Regions from separate parts of the Mus musculus genome. Here region 1 is linked to region 2. The links are chromatin loops, found by intact Hi-C in ENCODE. Cell type or tissue: left cerebral cortex. All regions are shown on one strand.

What was found. Peaks named below come from ENCODE experiments on the same cell type or tissue, not always from the same donor. Only the 100,000 strongest peaks of a DNase experiment are listed, where the experiment ranks them.
Region 1: it touches region 2 in a loop (7-fold over the local background); 20 of 42 quality-filtered maps call a loop at or near these places.

The regions. Positions count from the first base shown.
Region 1 is chr3:19,309,247-19,314,246 of GRCm38, reverse strand. Pde7a (phosphodiesterase 7A) reads left to right here and starts at 2,925. Exons shown (of 13, transcript NM_001122759.2): 1 at 2,925-3,383. The coding sequence starts at 3,246. In left cerebral cortex, CTCF peaks have their summits at 2,287 and 2,494; DNase peaks (open chromatin) are centred at 2,057, 2,815, 3,186, 3,827 and 1 more place; H3K4me3 peaks cover 3,262 bases; H3K27ac peaks cover 1,780 bases.
Region 2 is chr3:19,892,343-19,897,342 of GRCm38, reverse strand. It overlaps the pseudogene 4632415L05Rik. Among named protein-coding and RNA genes, the nearest start is that of Gm42190, 59 kb to the left of the region's middle. In left cerebral cortex, CTCF peaks have their summits at 2,327 and 2,526 (motif pointing right); DNase peaks (open chromatin) are centred at 1,711 and 2,571; H3K4me3 peaks cover 2,216 bases; H3K27ac peaks cover 601 bases.

The DNA of each region.
Region 1 (5,000 bases), 580 kb after region 2:
CTGCCTAGTGACTTCACACTCACTACCAGACATTGAAGCTGAAGGCTTTCATAAACCTCTTTACTAGGTCCCCTCCCTGCTGCCACTTTAGTGGCTTTTCTATAAGCCTGTAATCATTCCTTCCTAACCTTACCACACCAGCTTCTCCATCAGAAAGCCTGGTATAGTAACACATCTCTACAATAAATCCTTTTTGCACCACTTTTAGTGATTCTGCTTCTTTGATCCATATTCATACTTTGCTATTTCATAGCACTGTACTAAGTAACCATCTTCTTTGGGCAGTTTTAGAATCATCTTGTTTAAAATACACTGGACTATGTTATGTTCCATGGTCATGTTAAAGTGCTGTAAGTCTGTATATTCAGAGGACATTCTTGTTAAACATCCAAGTCTTGTGTATTCCACTACATTATAGTATAGTATAGTATAAAACATACTAGCATATAAAAGTATAAAAGCATCCTTTGTATGGATCTTGATTTTCTTTTCTATTTCTTTATTTTTTGTTGCTTTAGGTAAAGGGATTTCTTTCATTACTTAAGTTTAAAGTTTCTCTCTGTGGTGGTTCATTTTGTGCCATGTTGGTTAGGCTGTAACATCCAGTTGTTTGGCCCAACATAGGTCAAGATGCTGGCAACACTTAATCTCTAGATGTTAAGCAGATTACCCTCTTCAAAGTGGCTGGGCCTTGTCTATTCTGTTAAAGGGTTTAAGAGTGAAGATTTGCACTTTCTTTCTGAAGACTCCAGCATAGAAAGAAATCCTGCCTATCTTTTCAGCCTGGCAGTTTTCTCTTATCAGTTTCAGATCCCAGAATGCAAAGTCCACTATTACTGTCTGTCTGTCCATCTACTCTCTAGACATCAGCTTTAGCAATCTTGAGCCAATCTCTTGAAATCTCTCTTTAACATCTCCCCTCACCCTTTCTGGAGTTCCTCTGATGCACCCTAATGCCTTCCCAACAATACAGAAAACATAATACTGCATGCTATGGTGGAAGACATGGCTCTCAAGTCAGACCAGCGTTTACTAAGGAAGTGACTTAGTTTTGGAAAGGGACTGCTCATTTGTATAAATAAGATCAAATTACTATGTGTTGGGTAAAAATACTGTATATAAAATACCTGCCAGGGCTCTTGGCTCAAACAAGGACCCTGAAATAGACCTTACTGGAAATGTACTGTTTAGTTGCCTATTTAGTAGTGAGTCTTATTATTTAATTAATCAAATATTTGGATATTACTAAATGTGGTATATTTTACTCAATGAAATTTTACCAGTATCAACTTTGTGTAGAGGTACTCAAATTTGTTGTTGTTGTTTGAGATAGAATCTCACTATGTAGTCTGCCTGGTTTTGAACTCACTATGATACTTGAGCTTATCTTTAACTCTCAACTCTTCATCGTGTTGCCCTAGCTTTCCAAAGGCAGCGATTACAGGTTTGTACCACCATGTCCGTACATATCACTTGAGGTTAGTTCTTGAGATTTATCTGTCCTAGGTGTAGGGCAAGTTTGTTTCTAGGAATCTACTTCCAATTTAGTCAGCTGATAAACGACTTTCTGAAGACTAAGTGGCCCACAGTGCTCGGTGTAATCCCAAGTGAGATGCTTAACACATCTACTACAGGGACTAATTAGGATTTCAAAAGCAGTGAGATCAGTTGCTGCACTAAAAGAATCTCATTAGTGCTTCTTCATCTAGTGAAGGCAAATTCCATGACACAGAACGGATCGTAAAACATGATGAAGACCTGGCATGTAGAAAATACACAGGGGCACGAGGTTTAAATAATAAAAGAATACACCTTCCACCTTTGTCCGTTTATCTGATCATGTACACTCGGTACTCAATTTATAGCATCATTAAGCCCAGGCTCAGCACTGTACTTCTTCTAAGACCTGCCACCTTGCCAATCTTAAATAACTGGGAGACTAGATGCCCTGAGAAATGATCCAAATCTATTTTGCCAGGGGGCGGGGGTGGGGGTGGGGGTGTGGAGCTCGTTCATGCTAAAAGTATCTGATGCTCAAAGCATCAGAAACAGTCGGCTCCTGCAGAAAAGCTTTGGCAGTTTGGGGCAGAAACTTAAAAGAACAAGCAAATTATATCCTCACCTTACCAAAACAGGTGAAAAGCTCTCTTACATCCTAGCCAGCAAACACTAACAAAGAAGGGCGATGGTTGGCTAGGGGAACTTTTGGTCTCTTTGTCATCTTTGTCTTCCCAATATCGTCATTTCTCATTTTCTTGGTTGCAGAATTTCACTTTTCTCCATCCAAAGACCCTCCTTCTCGCTCGGGAGTTTTTGGTCTTTTTCTGCTCTGCAGGCCCCGAAAGTCTGGGGCCTCACTTGCCAAGGGAAGCCACTGGAACCTTGCCTAGGTAGGGCACGGACGGTGACATAGCGGGAGCACTGAGCCCCCGAGATCTGCTGGCGTCACCGCCGCAGCGGCCTCCCGCGACGCCCTAGTACGGGAATTCCACAGGGGACGCGCGCGGTGCCCCGACGGGCGGAGCACGGAGAGGGCGCCCGGTGCTCTGGGCATTTTGGATCTGTCGGACGAAACAGCGCCGATCCGGTAGGCCGAACAAACTCCGGGTCGGTGCGCCCGAGGATGCCCCACGTAACTCTCCTGCGCACGCGCCGCGGGTTGCGGGGAGGGAGCTGCGGGGAGGCGGGAGGGGCCGGGGGGGCGCGGGGCGCGGCGCGGCGCGGCGCGGCGCCTAGCGCAGCGGACGCGAGCAGCCCTGTCCGGACAGCCGGCGGGCTCCTGGGCGCGGCGGCGGCGCGGGGCGCGGGGCATGCGGCGCGGCGTCGTGACGTCACGGTGGCGGCGGCCGTGGTTGGCGCAGGGTCCGCTGCTGCAAAGTGTGAATTACGCCGGGCTCGCGCCGGCGGCGGAGCGGAGTGAGGCTCGGGGGAGGGGAGGGGGCAGGGCTCCGGCGGCCGAACTGCTCTACGCTCCGCGCCCGTGCTCGCGGCCCGGGCCAGCTCTCGCGCCGCGGAGCGCCTGGGCGGCGGGTTCCCCTTTAACGCCGCCCGCCCGGCTTCCCGAGCCCGCTGCAGCCCTTCCCGCCGCCAGCCGCGCGGAGGGCCGGGAGGCGTCGGCGGCCACTAGCGCCGCCCGCCCCGCGCGCGCCTCGGCCCCGGGTCCCCGCGGCGCGGCCCCCTCGTAGCGCAGGGGCGGGCGACCGCGGACTGGCGGGCGCCGCGCGGATCCAAGGCGGACGTGTTCAATGGAAGTATGCTACCAGCTGCCGGTGCTGCCCCTGGACAGGCCGGTCCCCCAGCACGTCCTCAGCCGCCGAGGAGCCATCAGCTTCAGCTCCAGCTCCGCGCTCTTCGGCTGCCCGCATCCCCGGCAGCTCTCGCAGGTAACCGCCGCCCCGGGGCCCGCAGCTCGGTGCTTTTGTCTTCTGGAGGGACTCGGGCCATTGTTCCCGCCTCGGTAGGCTGGCCTCCCCTTCCCGGAGTCTTTCACCCTCGGCTGTGCTCGGTGCCCCTGGCCTCTGCGACCCTCGCCGCGGCTAACCCGTCACGCCCGCTGGTAGCCCCAAGCCATGACTTTATCCTCCCCTCCTTTCTCTGTGTCTCCTACCAGTTGGGCCTCTTGTCCCCTTAGTCATGACCCTGAGCTCACCTTTTCGCCCCCCACCCCCTAGCCCTCCCCCACACCTGTGCAGGTTCTCGAGCCTTGCAGCGCTGCGGGTGCTGAGTTTCTCAGAACAATAGGCCTAGTGGTCCCATTGTGGTCCTCACCCGAACTGCGAACTGCTGCTTTGTAGGGAAGGGGCCTAGGTGTCAGGAACTAGTGTGCAAAGTTGATGGTTTCCAATCAGTTTTCTCGCTTGATAAAGGCGGCTTTAGTTCAGAAACCACTGATGAGCATTCACAAAGGACTTTGTTTCCGATGGCCCAACACCAGTTGCTGTTGAACATTAAAAAAAAAAAAATTTTTTTCTGTGACGTCCTTGGCTCAGCTCTTTAGTTGGGTTAAATTTGGTTGCCAGATTTAGAATAAAGAGGAAGAATTTTACTTTGTTTACATATGAACCTGGTGCCCTCATTGCCTGCTGCCAGAAGTTCTGTGTTTATGAGATTACTTTTGGGACGGGTACTGGAGGAGTGTGCTTACATTTGCTGGTCTAGACTCCAATCAGTGAGCCTCAGCCATTCATCCATCCATCCATCCATCCATTCATTCGTTTATTTGTGTGCTTGTTTATGGCAGGGCCTTTCTAAATTGTTCAGTCTTGCCTTTAACTCATGATCTTCCTGCTTCAGACTTCCAAGTACCAGGCCTGAGCCATTGCCCTAGGTCCCGTATTCATTTCGTAAAATAAAGTATTCTTATTTTTTTCTATTGCTTAGTATTTCTTTACCCTTTATAGCACACTGTTTCTCCCTTCAATTATATTGTATTATAAGAAAGGAAATTTTAAAGACAGTTAGAATGGACAGCATCTTTTAGAGATTTTGCTTATAGTAGATCGCCAGTAAATTCTATTTGTCATTTGCCTTTTTTTCTTTTTCCTTTTTGGCCTGCAAGATAGAGCAGGAGGTTCTGTGTGAGTTTCCTTTCAAAGAGTTCTTCTTTATTTAAGGTCAGACTCTTCTGATACAAGGTAGTATGCTAAAGAATTCAGTGTAAAATACTAAGTGGAATTTCAAATAATACTTTTGTTACTTTGAAGTGTAGTTTGTGAACTGTATTTTTTATTATTGCTTAACACGTTTTAAAGTTCCAGAATAATATCAAAATATATTAAAGCACTCAGGAGAAGGTTTTCAATAATAGTAATTAAAGGTCTTTAATGGAAGTAACTTTCATTTCTAAATACTGTTTTCTTCCTGAGATCAGCAGACATGACGAACACCCACTTTCACTTACATATAAATAGTAAGGCACACTTTATCTAAAGTTATGAAATATGTGTTACATGTCCCTGCTTCCTGAGAGGGAAGATCAAGGGATTGAAAACAAAACTGAC
Region 2 (5,000 bases):
CTCTAGGGGAAACAGAATTAGCATCAAAATACAAACAGTACCAGGGCTATCCACAGCACTTCCCCACTTTTTGTCCAATTAAAAGGCTCTTTTTTTTTCAGATATACATTGAGCACAACTATTAGCATTTTGTAATTTATTAAGTACAAAATATACCTAACACCCAGTCCAGCATTTTCGTCAATTAAATAGAACACTCTGTTATCTATCCTAACTTAAGAAAGGCTTATAAATCCATGTTATGTCCTAGTTAGCTTGCATATTATCTGAAAACTACCCTCTAAATATATTCTCTCACTGCTAAATAGCCTGGGTTGGCTATGGGACTATAACTTTTAAGAACAACCAATATTTGAAAATATAGGAAGCCCAAGTGCTGAGATTACAAATGAGCAGCTACATCCAGCAGGAGATTTCAAGTTTTTTGCTGTCTGAATGTTTTTTCCTGATATCAATGACTTATTTGAGCTTAATAAACTTACTTTGCATAAATATTTCCTGAAAATTCATAGTAAAAAGTCCAGTATTGAGGGAGGAGCGCTTGGGACAGAGCCATAAGGCCTCAAATTCCAGTTCAGCCTCTGCTTCATAGTGAATTCCAGCACAGCACGGGCTAAAATCTAAAACCCAAGCCAATTCAACAAAAGCCACTGATTATAAACAAAATGACAAGTATTTTCTGGAGTAACAAGGTTAATTCCAATTTATCATTTAAAACAATGTGTTCATTTGGCCAACATCAATTGTACTGTGCTTTCGATACTATACTTAGCACTAAATAAACTTCTGAGTTTTCCTAATACAAGTGACTTACCTGTAACCATTTTTTTTTTTAAGCACACAATATATTGGTACCCAGGTCACTGGCTTCATGTTCAACAACTTCTACCTACAGTAAAAGTTAAAATTAACACCAGGTATCAGCATATCTTTTATAATACGTGCAAATCACATAGTTTTCCCCATTCTCCCTGCTTTGATACATACACAAGCTGCTACAAAAATAATGCGAAAATGTTGAGACCAATCTACTATACTTCAGAAATCTCATCAACCCAATATACAAAGTCAAGATAAAAAAGCAGGCTGTTAAGTTATTCCTGGTTCTGACCATATTATTTCTACAAATCTCATGTTCTCAAATTAGAGCTATAAGTTCCAGCCAATGTCTCTGTTGTGGGAAAAGCATAGTCCAGCACTGACGTGAAGGGAGGCAAACCTGTCCCTTCAATGTCAAGCTCAACGAGGGTGGCGGCCACCTCCTGCACCAGCCTGCAGCTTGGCAGAACAGGATCAATGGGGAGAACACTGCTTCCTTGGTACAATTCTTCTTTCTTCTTGTCACCTAGAGCAGGCTGCCTGGAATGCTTTTTTTTTTTTAGATTTATTATTTATTATTTAGCCACCATGTGGTTGCTGGGAATTGAACTCAGGACCTCTGGAAGGGAAGTCAGTGCTCTTAACTGCTAAGCCATCTCTCCAGCCCCTGCTCTTACTCAAAGATCTTTGCTGGATCCCCTTTCTCTTCGCCTTTCTGGCTCATTTTCCTCTTCTCTCATCTGCTTGTTGATGCGCCCCCTCACATCCTGATGAGGCTTCTTGCTGTTCTTGACTTTCAGTAGCTCCAACTGGTCATTTTCTCGGTCACAAAGTCCTCAAAGAGGGACTAAAACTTCCTCTTCTTCCGGGGCTCTAGGGGCGTCTTCTCCTTAGAGAGGCGCTCCTGGAAGCGTCCCACTGCAGCGGTGGAGTCACTGGCCACTTGCTGGGCGCAGACCAGCTCCTCCTTACTCAGGTGTCTCGTTGGGTGCAGGCCGACTGAGTTGGGCATCTACATCTTGTGCACTCGGATCCGCGGTCGTTTTAGCTCGTTCTTGGCCACGCGTTCCTTCTTGGCCTAAATCTGCTTCCATGGGGTCGGGTGCCCCCAGGCACATTTATCAGCCATTCCATACTGTGGTTCCGGGCGAGCTTGCAGTCCAATCAGCACCGTCACTGGCCACTCACCTCGTCCCACAAGAAAGTGGTCTTCTTGGGTGGATGCTCTGATGACGCGCGAACTGCTGCCAGCGGGTGAGCAGCCGCGGCACGGATAGCAGCTTCCCGCGGGGCAAGCGAGTGGAGGGCACCGGCAAGCGCGCTACCACCGCCTCCCCCAGCGCACGGTCGGCAGCAGCACGGTGATGAGCAGCTGCGTGCTGTCCCGCGCCAAGGCCGGCAGCTCGGCCTGTCCGGGAGTGCGGTCCGGAGCCGGTAGGGTGCCAAGGTCGAATTCTTGCTCCAGCTCTTTGTGCACTGGGAGGCGCTGCAACTTCTCCGCCTCCACCTGGCCTGCAGCATCTCTGCGCTCTGGCCCTCCATGACTCCCGGTCCCCTCACTTCGGTGCAGCATACTTCAGAACGTACTTCATTCCAGGGGCACCCAAATACCCCCAAACCACAGACGGACCTCTGGACTCTTAATCCGGAAAAGAAGAGTTTATTTCCGGGGTACGTGGAGCCGGTTAGCAATGTGTGGTAAGGGAAAGGCCAGCAGAGGGCGGCATTGGAGAGCTGATGTGCTTAGAGGCCGGCCCCGGATTCGCAACCGAATGTGGCCTTACAGGCGCTGAGGGTTCACTGTATGAAGACTAAAAGGCTCAGAGACTGGCTAGGACTACGTTTCCCAGAGTGCAGCGGGGCGGGGAGTGGTCGCGGTAGGACGCGCGGGCTTCCCAAACTTCTGGGGCTGCTAGCTTTGTTGTTTACAGAGGTAGTATGCATACACACTGCGGGTAAATCAATTACAAAAGTGTTTGGGGCGAGACAAATTATCTCCCCAGAGTCATAGCCAGGTCTTTGCGCCCTAGGAGTGAGCGATTCCACGGATACACTTAAAGATTGATTGTTTTGCGACTTAGGGCAGGCTTCTCGGCTGTGCTGGGTGGTTGCAAGCTTAGGTTCCAGTTACGGCTGTGCCACTATTTGATCCTGAGATACTTAGTTAAGATTGAAAAATCGTGTAAGGTGGTGACTCTAATAGTACTCCTCATCCAGGACTGTTTTAAATGTGTACGTTAAGGAAGGCTAAGATACCAGTGAAAACTGGCTATCCGTTTTTAATTCAATACTTGTGGTGGCTTGGGAATCTAAGGCCGCATTATACCTGTCTCAATTTACTGTTTACTGTCATTTACTTTGATAAGTGTTTTACTCTAGTTCTGTTAATACATTGGTAAATATGGAACCTTAGTTAATAACTGGTACTGAGAAAGTTCTCAATAGATGAGATCTGCTGTTATTTTCACTGATGAAAAGGCAGACCTAGAAGGTGAATTGACTTAATAAGGTGAGACACCAAGGGAATATGAGTGCTATCGGCATAATGACCCTGGTGTTACAATGGGCGCGTTTTCAGTGTGATGTCATGCAAACATTTTGTTGTTGTTGTTGTTTGAATCATATTAGTAGACTTTTACTGAAGTTTTCTAATCTAGATCACATGAGGTTGAAGCAGAACTCAAACTTCAAATGCATCTGATGAGGCCTTGAATTCTTGATCTTCTACCTCTCTCCCAAGGACTAGCATTATAGACATGCAACACCGTACCCAGCCTCATTTCTAAAGCCAAGTTTTCAGTTAGAATACAATGTAACAGTTTTTAGTATAGTGCTTTCATACAAGTACCGTTGTTGTTGTCTTACTCCTTCACTGCCTTCCCCATCCCCCCTTAAATAGACATTTTAAAATGCAGACTAAACTGGGTATGGCATATGCCTATAACCCCAGCACTCTAGAGATAGAGGCAGAGGGTCAGGTATTCATGGCCAGCCTTAGTTGCATAGGGAGTCATTCAAATTATTTTTGTTTTGTATATCTCTCTAAATTTTCTCTATGGCTAAGGATGGTCTTGGAATTGATTTCCCTGCCTCTTCTTTCCAAATTCTGGGATTACAGGAAGGAGCCACTATATTCCTTTAACTGTAACCTCTTGATGCTAGACCAGATGTCTAAAACTACACAGCACAAAGCTTCCCCCAAAGTTGCTCCTCCTTCTGTCATCCTCTCATCCTCTTCCTCATGGCCTTTGCTGCCCGAGGAACCCTGCCATTGGGAATACCGTATCGACAATAGTCCCAGGTTATGTCATATTCATCCTATCTAGTAACTTGCTCTGATGATGGCAAGTTCATCTTTAACTTTTCCTATCTCCATATCTAATCAGTTCAAAAGCCTGTTGGCTCTCTGCTAGCAGGTCCAGGCGAGAGGAGAGAGCTCACTTCAGCCTCTCTGAGGCTGAGTGGGATGGTGAGTGTTGATGGCCCCAAACAAACACACCTGGGCCAGGAGTGTTGTCAAAGCAGAAACTCACTTTATTAAACTAGATACTTGCTTATATAGAGAAGGCAAGGAGGTGGGGGTAGGGATATGGGGTGAGATGACATATGTGATGGAGTGAAATGACGAGGGGTGTGGGGTTATCTCACGGGGCCTACATCAGCAGTAGCTAGGCAGAGGCAGTCTCAATCAGGTTGGTAGGTCGTGCTGAGTCATTCTCAAGTGGAGGAGAATGACGGGTCTCAAAAATTGAGCCCAAACCAAGGCCAAATAGGGCCCAACAAAAGGCTCGGTAGCTTGTGCCTGTATATTATGTCCTTCCCATCCCCACTGCCATGGCCTTACCTGATCCTAGCCTGGATCTCTTCTATCTCCTTCTCTAGATCATCCTTCTACTTTGCAAGCAACACCAGTTTCTAGCTGATTTTGACACACCCCTAGCCCTCTGTAGACACCATATAACCTTTGTGGCTATCAAAACCCAACAGCTTGCCTCAGAGAGCTGTCTTCCAGTTCCATGAGCTCCCTTGGTTCTATTGAGAACCTCGAAAGTTTTCCTGAAGCTTCCCCATGGAATTCCATGAGTGTGGCCAGAGCACATGCTTCTTTTGCACATGGCAGGCTCATGACTAACCTGGGTCCTGTTTGTTTATCACCTGGCTTCAAGTCACTGGTAGTTATA